2 separate regions of the Homo sapiens genome follow, and region 1 is linked to region 2. A link is a loop called in an ENCODE intact Hi-C map of the cell type or tissue named here. Cell type or tissue: CD4-positive, alpha-beta T cell. All regions are shown on one strand. Region 1 has its middle 17 kb from the start of SPTY2D1. Region 2 overlaps UEVLD (UEV and lactate/malate dehyrogenase domains).

What was found. Hi-C counts contacts between places; a loop is a spot of excess contacts. Peaks named below come from ENCODE experiments on the same cell type or tissue, not always from the same donor. Only the 100,000 strongest peaks of a DNase experiment are listed, where the experiment ranks them.
Region 1: a loop joins it to region 2, with 4 times the contacts of the local background. A loop is called at or near these places in 18 of 110 quality-filtered maps.

Annotation. Positions count from the first base shown.
Region 1 is chr11:18,649,312-18,654,311 of GRCh38, forward strand. No RefSeq gene overlaps it. Among named protein-coding and RNA genes, the nearest start is that of SPTY2D1, 17 kb to the left of the region's middle. RefSeq lists enhancers at 1-455, 456-1,175. In CD4-positive, alpha-beta T cell, no CTCF peak of the experiment used is centred here; a DNase peak (open chromatin) is centred at 2,020.
Region 2 is chr11:18,538,212-18,543,211 of GRCh38, forward strand. All of the region lies in intron 9 of UEVLD (UEV and lactate/malate dehyrogenase domains), which reads right to left. Among named protein-coding and RNA genes, the nearest start is that of TSG101, 14 kb to the left of the region's middle. In CD4-positive, alpha-beta T cell, CTCF peaks have their summits at 2,233 (motif pointing right) and 2,433; a DNase peak (open chromatin) is centred at 2,220.

The DNA of each region.
Region 1 (5,000 bases), 110 kb after region 2:
TAACTTGACCGCCTATCCCAAAACCTATGAGAACTAATGATAATCCACCACCCTTTGCTGACTCTCTTTTCGGACTCAGCTCACCTGCACCCAGGTGAAATAAACAGCCTTGTTGCTCACACAAAGCCTGTTTGGTGGTCTCTTCACAGGGACACGTGAGACAAAGAGAAAATGAGATGAGAAACAGCGGGGGCAGTGAGCCAAGGCCACCACTGGGAAGTCTGGCAATAAAGGAAAAATGTCAGGACAGTAGTGTGAAAGGGAAGCTGGGTCCAGGCAAACTATCCTCAGAGGAAGGATGAGAGCACACACGCAGGCTGAAGGGAAAACACAATAGTAAGTGTCTAAAGTGGCTGGGTGCGGTGGCTCATGCCTGTAATCCCAGCACTTTGGGAGGCCGAGGCAGGCTCATCACTTGAGGTCAGGAGTTCGAGACTAGCCTGGCCAACATGGTGAAACCCCGTGTCTACTAAAAATACAAAAATTAGCTGGGCGTGGTTGCTTGCACCTATAGTCCCAGCTACTCGGGAGGCTGAGGCAGGAGAATCACTTGAACCCGGGAGGCGGAGGTTGCAGTGAGCCAAGATTGCGCCACTGCACTCCAAACTGGGTGACAGAGCGAGTGTCCATCTAAAAAAAAAAAAAAAGTGTCTGAAGAGATAAGAGAGAGGCCATAAGAAGTAAACTCCAAGATAGTTAACCGGCACTGTGTGTGCAGGGACCAATTCTTGTTTATCTCCGTATCTGTAGCCACTGGCACAGGGCCAGTCTTATAGAAGGAGCTCAGCAAATGCTAGTTAAATGAATGCATGGAGAAGGGAGGGACACTTTTCCTTAGAGAAAAGCATAAAGAAAGAGGAAGGATGAAAACCAAGATACTTTGAAATGGACATGCAGCCATCACATGAGATAACTTTCATTTTCTTAATCAGGTAAAAGACAAAACCATTTGGTGAAAGCAGGGACTGAGGAGAATGGGTCTGGCTGGTGACGAGAGCTCCTTGGTGCCTTGAAGCAGCAATTCCAATTTTGAGATAGAACATTCAGACATAAAACCACCAGTACACAAAGTTATATGTACAAGGACATTTATTGCAGATTTATGTGTATTGGCTAAAACCTAGAAACAACCCGGATGCCTTCAGTAGGTAAATGATAGAGGAAAACTATAGCATACTCCACCCATGCAACATGGCAGGTAGTGTCTCAGTCTGAGTAGAATCAAGAGAGAAAAACCACTTAGTAATTCAAACAGAGAAGTTTAACATGAAGAATTATTAACTATAACAGAAGATTGGAGTAATGAGGGATTGACTAGTAAGAAGTAGAATTCTAAAGAATACAGGAAGCAGGCTGCGTGCAGTAGTGGCTCATGTCTGTAATCCTAGCACTTTGGGAGGCCGACGCAGGTGGATCACCTGAGGTCAGGAGTTTGAGACCAGCCTGGCCAACATGGTGAAACCCCATCTCTACTAAAAATACAAAAAACTAGCGGGGCATGGTGGTGCATACCTGTAATCCCAGCTACTCTGGAGGCTGAGACCAGAGAATCGCTTGAACCCAGGAGGCAGAAGTTGCAGTGAGCCGAGATCGTGCCGTTGCCTTCCAGCGTGGGCGACAGAGCGAGACTTCGTCTCAAACAAACAAAAAGGAAGCGGTTAGGTTAGGAAGCAACCACTAACCCCATAAATGAGATAGAAGATCCAAGGAAGACCTACGGCTGAGATCCAGATCTTGTTGGAACGGACATGGCTGTGGCTCACTAAGTGACAGAAATCAGTAGAACTAACTGGAAATCCATCCTCTGAAACGTGTTAAGTATCTGTCTTCTAGGGTGCTGGGGAAAGCTGTTCACAGGGAGATGTCTCACTGTAGGAACTCTTTTATAAAAACTCCCTGGGGGAGAGTACCGGGAGGAAGCTGCGGCTGCTGGTGCACGAACCGCCATGCATTGCAGGAGCCAGAGGACTAAGACACCAAGTCGCCTGCAAGGAGACGGCCAAGGAAGCACACAGGAACCAGGAAGCAAGAGACTCTCCTTCAATGTCTGTAGCGCCCTCTACTGACAAAGCCTCAGCATCACTTGCAAAGGAAAATATTTAAAGGGCCCAGAACTGTTATTTACAGAGCCATCAAAAAGGATGAATTTGGAAGAGGCAATAAATTGGCAATGGGCACATAAGGTCATACACACAATGACACTTATTGCAGGATTTTTTTGTAATGTTTAAGCCCTAGAAATAACTTGGGTGTTCTCAATAAGAGAATGATTGACTAAAATCATGGTATACCCATCCCACTGGATATTGTGGCAGCTACTTAAAATATATGTTAGAGCCATATCAAGTGCTCTAGAGGGGCTTCTGTGAGCTTTGGCAAAATGAAACCAGAAATTTCAGAGGAAAGCCTATGATTTTTTTTTTTTTCAAGAGACAGGATCTCACTCCATCACCCAGGCTGGAGTGTAGTAGTGAGATCATAGCTCACTATCACTTCAAATTCCTGAGCTCAAGCAATTCTCCTACCTCAGCCTCCTGAGTAGTTAGGACTATAGGTGTGTACCACCACACTTGGCTAATTTCTCTATTTAGTATAGAGATGTGATCTCACCGAGTTGCCCAGGCTGCTGGAACTCCTGGCCTCAAGCTATCCCCCTGCCTTGGGCTCCCAAAGTGCTAGGATTACAGGCTTGAGCCGCTGTGTCTGGCTGATTCTATTTTTGTAAAGTGAACAAGAATTAAACCCTTATAGATAATTAGGTATGTTTGAGCATGAAGAATAAGCAAGGAGAAAGCGGGTGAAGAGGAAAGAACGAGTGAGGTAAGAAAAAAAAAAGTTCCCAGCAAAAATACAAGGATAAAATAATGGAAAACTAGTACAAAAGTGAATTAAAAATACTTGTTGCCAAGTGTTCTTTATACAGCAAAAATGTAGAGATAGCTTAAATGTTCAGCTACAGAGAGTTTTTTTTATTTTATTTTTTTATTTTTTATTTTTGAGAGAAGTGTCACTCTTGTCCCCCAGGTTTGAATGCAATGGCTTGATCTCCGCTCACTGCAACTTCTGCCTCCTGGGTTCAAATGATTATCCTGCCTCTGCCTCCCAAGTAGCTGGGATTAAGGTGCCTGCCACCATGCCTGGCTGATTTTTGTATTTTTTAGTAGAGATGGGGTTTCACCATGTTGGCCAAGCTGGTCTCAAACTCCTGACCTCAGGTGATCTGCCCGCCTCGGCCTCCCAAAGTGCTGGGATTACAGGCATGAGCCACCATGCCTGGCTATAGGGAGTTTATTAAATTAACTGTGGTATGCACATGTGATACTCTATAACCACTAAGAATAATGTTGTACATGAAATAGTGTTTAAGATTTATATTAATAAGTGAAAAAATTAGGTGATAGGTGAAAAAAATAATAGTGTAGTATAAGCTCATCTATTTACATGTTTTTGTTTTTGAGATGGAGTCTTGCTCTGTTGCCCAGGCTAGAGTGCAGTGATCTCAGCTCACTGCAACCTCCCTCTCCCAGGTTCAAGCGTTTCTCCTGCCTCGGCCTCCTGAGTAGCTGGGATTATAAGTGTGTGCCACCACGCCTAGCTTATTTTTGTATTTTTAGGAGAGACAGGGTTTCGCCATGTTGGCCAGGCTGGTCTCAAACTCCTGACCTCAGGTGATCCACCTGCCTCAGCCTCCCAAAGTGCTGGGATTACAGGTGTGAGCCACCCCACCTGGCCTATTTATATGTTTATATATGTGTAGAAATTGCCCAGATGAATCCACTCCAAAATGACAATGGTAGTTATTTATGAGCGTAAGATTGTGCGTATTATTCCCTGCCACTTTTGACTTTTAAGAAATCATTTGGCCGGGCGCGGTGGCTCACGCCTGTAATCCCAGCACTTTGGGAGGCCGAGGTGGGCGGATCACGAGATCAGGAGATCAAGACCATCCTGGCTAACACGTGAACCCCGTCTCTACTAAAAATACAAAAAATTAGCTGGGCGTAGTGGTGGGCGCCTGCAGTCCCAGCTACTCGGGAGGCTGAGGCAGGAGAACGGCGTGAACCCGGGGGGTGGAGCTTGCAGTGAGCCGAGATTGCGCCACTGCACTCCAGCCTGGGCGATAGAGTGAGAGTTCGTCTCAAAAAAAAAAAAAAAAAAAAAGGAAATAATTTAATTGGAGTATAACAAACATACTAAAAATGAACAAATTGAAAGTATACAGATAAATTTTCACAAATTCAACACACTTCAGTAAGCAGATCACAAAAAAGAGCATTATCAGTACTCACAGAAGCCTCTTTCTGGTCATTACCCTTACTCCAAGGAAAAGCACTATCTTGATTTCTAACAACGTAGATTTGTTTTGTCTAGTTTTGAATTTTCTATAAATGGAATCAGGCAGTATATGTCTTTTGTGACTTCTTTTGCTCAATATTATGTTTGTGAGATTCATCTGTATTTCTGTGTGTAGTTGTAGTTTATTGATTCTCATTGTGTGTAGTATTCACTGCCTGAATATATCACTATTTTCTGTCGATGGATATTTGGGTTGTTTCTAGTCTGGAGCTATTATGAGTTTGGTGCTATGAATCTTCTTGAACATGTGTTATGGTGAATATATATACATGTTTATTTTGGGCATATTTCCTCCTTTTATTTTATTTTATTCTATTTTATTTTATTTTTTTTGAGACAGAGTCTCACTCTGTCGCCCAGGCTGGAGTGCAATGGCGCGATCTCTGCTCACTGCAACCTCCACCTACCGGGTTCAAGCGATTCTCCTGCCTCGGCCTCCCAAGTAGCCAGGACTACAGGTGCCCACCACCATGCTTGGCTAATTTTTGTATTTTTAGTAGAGATGGGGTTTCGCCATATCAGGCTGGTCTCAAACTCCTGACTTTGTGATCCACCCACTTCGGCCTCCCAAAGTGCTGGGATTACAGGCGTGAGCTACCACACCCGGCTCCTCCCTTATTTTTAATGAGAGCAAACATTTATTG
Region 2 (5,000 bases):
CAAACTGATTATAAGCTCCCAGAGTGCAGGGACCATGTATTATTCTTTTGTGTTCTCTTGCACATATTCTTTTTTTTTTTTTTTGGAGACGGAGTCTCACTGTGACCCAGGATGGATTGCAGTGGCACCATCTCGGCTCACTGCAACCTCCGTCTCCCAGGTTCAAGCGATTCTATTGCCTCAGCCTCCCAAGTAGCTGGGATTACAGGTGTGCGCCTCAGACTCCCAAGTAGCTGGGATCACAGGTGTGCACCCCCACGCCCGGGTAATTTTGTATTTTTAGTAGAGACGGGTTTTCACCATGTTGGGCAGGCTGGTCTCAAACTCCTGACCTCAAGTGATCCACCCGCCTTGGCCTCCCAAAGTGCTGGGATTACAGCTGTGAACCACCATGGCTGGCACCTCTTGCACGTATTCTTTACCATGGTGTTGGGTACACAATCGAGGAAAATACAAAACCTCTCGCATGATTCATAATTATATTTGGTAACAAAGGGGAAAACATACTTGCCATAGTTAAGTTGAAAAACAGAAAAAGGGCCGGGCGTGGTGGCTCACGCCAGTAATCCCAGCACTTTGGGAGGCCGAGGCGGGTGGATCATAAGGTCAGGAGTTCGAGACCAGCCTGGCCACCATGGTGAAACCCCCATCTCTACTAAAAATACAAAAATTAGCCAGGCGTGGTGGCGCATGCCGGTAATCCCAGCTACTTGGAGGCTGAGGCAGGAAAATCGCTTGAACCCAGGAGGCGGAGGTTGCAGTGAGCCGAGACCGTGCCACTGTGCTCCAGCCTGGCAACAGAGCGAGACTCTGTCCCCAACCCCCCCAAAAAAGAAAAAGAAAAACAGAAAAAGTTTTATAAGTTTTTTTTTTTTTTTTTTTTTGAGACAGTCTCGCTCTGTTGCCCAGGCTGGAGTGCAGTGGTGCAATCTCGGCTCACTGCACCACCTCCCAGGTTCAAACAATTCTCCTGCCTCAGCCTCCCGAGTAGCTGGGACTACAGACGCCAGCCACCCGCCCGGCTAATTTGTATTTTTAGTAGAGACAGGGCTTCACCACGTTGGCCAGGCTGGTCTCGATCTCCTGACCTTGTGATCCACCCGCCTCGGTCTCCCAAAGTGCTAGGATTATAGGCATGAGCCACTGCACCCAGCCAAAAGTTTTTGTATAAGAAAAAAACACAAAACCATGAACTGTTATATGAAAAATATAAATACATATGGACAACTTAAGGGATTTTTAAAATGTTTTACTTAGATAGAAGGGTGATAGGTGGATTACTTTAAAAATTTGTTACATTGGGCGGGATGTTTTGAAAATTGTGTTTTGGCATGAATGTTTTACTTAGATAAAAGGGTAATAGGTGGATTACTTTCTTTAAAAATTTGTTACATTATTTGTATGAACTTACTTAACTTGGCAAATTAAGGAAGGCTTCCTGGGAGAGGTGGCACTCAAGCCCAATCCTAAAGGGTAAGCAGGAGTTAGCCAAGTGAACGAGTTCAGGGAAAGGAAGCAGCAGTTGCTAAGTTAAGGAGGCATGAGAGTGCATAAACCATTCAGTAAACTGCAAGTCAACCACCTGACTAGCATAGAATGCCTGGGAGAATGGGAGACGATGAAGCAGGAAATAGACCTAAAGGTCTTGTATGTCATGTGATTCCTCCCTAGGCTGTAGCTGTCACTTGTCTCTGAAATACTTGAAGAGGATATTTTATTTACACAATTGTTACTCTTATATCTGTTTCCAAATCCTAATGTTGCTTTACTTCAAAGAGTTATTTTACATGTTTTTTGCCAATTTTCTATTCATCACCATCTTGCCAATCACTGTAATAATAGCTACCATTTGCTGAGCGTTTGCTGTGTGCCAGATACTGTACTAAATGCTCTAGATACATTATCTTAAGTGACAGCAAGGAAGAGCACAGCTTCAGAGTCAGATCAGGGTTCAAATCTCAGTTCTGCCCTTCACAGATATGTAACCTTGGGCAAATTACTTATCTCATTGAGCCTTAAGTTTCCTCATACATAAATCTGGAAAACCACTACCTCCTTCACAGAGTGTTTATAAAATTTAAATGAGATATGCAAAATATTTAATACACATAGTAGGTACAATAAAAAATAATTATAATTGCAGTTACTGTGATGGTATCACTTATGCAAAAGTCTAAACAGTTGGTATCTATACATGAAACCAGCAGAGGGAGCTTCTAATCCATTTCTGATACCAGGACCAAGGTAAATATACCTATCCATGGATATAACTAGCTCTTCAAGAAGAGTAGAAGACAGAATAAAAAGTGATCAGATGGTACTTCTAGAAGGCAGACAGGGAGATAGACTGGGGAGAACTACATAGTTAACTTCAGTATCAGTAATGTTCTTGATTGAGTATGGATTCATACGTGCTCAGTTATGTTTTAACACTGGCATTATGTGTGTCAAATATTACATAATACTACATTTATGTGATCTCAATTTGCATGCACCTACATCTCTCTATTTCTAGTTCCAATTTGAGACCTCAAGACAGAATTACCACATCTCTTCCCTGTGGTTTTATCCTACTTCCCTTGGACCTCTCTCAGAGTACAGCCTTCCAGTCATTTCCAGTATTAGACTCAAAGTTTCCTAAAGACAGGGTCAGGTTCTTACACATCTATATAGTTCTAACAGCAATCAACACAGTGTTTATTGAGCAAAGCAGGTGGCCAATAAATGTTTCTGAAAATAAATTCCTACATTTGGGATAAAAGGTCATTTAATCAAATACAAACTGCTTTTTGGTAGGTTTTAAATTGTTCCTCTGAAGAGCTCACAATTAACTTCTATTAGATTGTTTTTTTCCTTCACCCAGATATACTAGGTTAGGGTAAGTGGTATATTTATCACATCACATCAGCCTGTATTTTCTCTTTATGAGACTTAAGAAATTAATACAACCATATTTCAAACATTCTTACTCATTCAATATTTATTGTATATCAACTATTCCTCAAAACTTGTAAATTAGAGAGGCTGGTTAAGTAAATTATGGTATATCCAGTAGTTAAAAAGAATGAATGAGCTCTATGTTACTGTGCAATCATTCCATAATCATTGGTAAGTAAAAGGGCGAGGTGGAGAATGATGTATGATGTCTATTTCACATGTGTGCTTGTCTATACACAGAATATTTCTGGAAGATTATAAAAGAGACTGATAACTGTGATTGTCCCTAGGAAGAAGGATTGAGTGTCTGGCATCTAAGGGAGACTTTTCACTGCATATCTTTTTGTACTTATTTTTCCAGTGTGAATGTACTACATTTTCAACTAAAATAACTTAATAATTTGCACTTTAAATAAGGAGAAGGTCACACACAAAAATCAGATAAGAACAAGCAGCAGGACAACAAAAGTAACATGATGAGACAAGATGTAGTTTATTACCTTATAGATTGAAATAGCTTTAGCTCAAAGGAGTGAAGAAATCACTGTGAAGTGATGTGATCAGGAAAAAACCTTTATCATATAAGGGATGCTTGACTTAGACCTTGAAAGATGTCAATAAGATGGCCGAGAAGGCAAAGGGATTACAAGGGAGGTAAACAAAGTGAGTAAATGTCCCTGTGGCAAAGCTGTGGGGTGGGCCTGGGAGACACAAGACCTGGGTGCTAGTCCTTTGACCCTAAAAGCTGTAGGCTTCCACGCAGGTCACTTTTACAATGCCTGCATTCACTGGCTCCCTAAAACAAAATGTAATAGATGGTCCCTTCCAGCTCTCTAATAACGTGGCTATCTCCCTAACTATAATTGGGAAGAAAGATTAGGGTTATATTTTGGGGGTCCCTGAGTGCCAAGCAATGCAATTTAATGGTTTGGTCAGAGGAAGCCTCTGAAAGTTTTTGAAAATAATAACATGTTTTAGGAAGATTGAATTAATATGTGAGAGCACACAATAAACATTCTATAAGTTTTGAGTAATATTATTATTATTTTCACATCATTTACCGGGTAGACTAGAGGGGAAGAGGCAAACTAACCATGAGATGTGCAATAACCAGGCAAGCAAGAGATCAACATGGACCAGAGGGTTTGGTCTATGTTGGGTTTTGAGTTTGAATGAGCCATGAATTTCAAATGTATTCAAGTAATGAATGAATGGAGACATTCATTACTTGAATACATTTGCTCCAAGTTCTTGTTTGCTACCCTTTTCCAGGGTCCTGTTGATTAGTGTGTAGTGTCAGGGAGCATTTGGAGCCTCAAAAGTATTTTTGCTCAGTCATGCTGTCGGGTTTTTTAAGGGTTTATTGTATAGCCTGACTCATTCTAGCACTGAGCCTTCTAGTAGCCAGTGCAGATTTTTACAGATTTAAAATACTGTTATATTTTATTAAAATGCTTTTCTTAAAAATTATATAAATACTACATATTTTTACTACACAGAAAACTATAAATTTTTAAAAGTTACCTCTAACCTAGATATCATCAATGTTAATATTTTATTTTAATGGCATCAAAGTATAGATGACACTTTAAATTCCAAGGAAATAGTTTTGAGAGGGTGATTTGCTTTGTGGAAATATGGTTTGACATCTATTTAACTTTTTAATGTGCATGGTCTTTCTCTAACTCTTCAATTAAATTATTACCTCCTCACCGGCAGAGGAGTTATTTTCTTTTCTTTTCTTTTTTTTTTTTTTTTCTTTGAGACTAAGTCTCACTCTGTCGCCCAGACTGGAGTGCAGTGGTGTGATCTCGGCTCACTGCAGCCTCCGCCTCCTGGGTTCAAGCAGTTCTCCTGCCTCAGCCTCCTGAGTAGCTGGGACTACAGGCACGTGCTGCCATGCCTAGCTAATTTTTGTATTTTTAGTAGAGACGGGGTTTCACCATGTTGGCCAGGATGGTCTCGATCTCCTGAGCTTGTGATCCATCCACCTTGGCCTCCCAAAGTGCTGGGACTACAGGCGTGAGCCACCACACCCAGCCCAGAGAGGTTATTTTCTATAT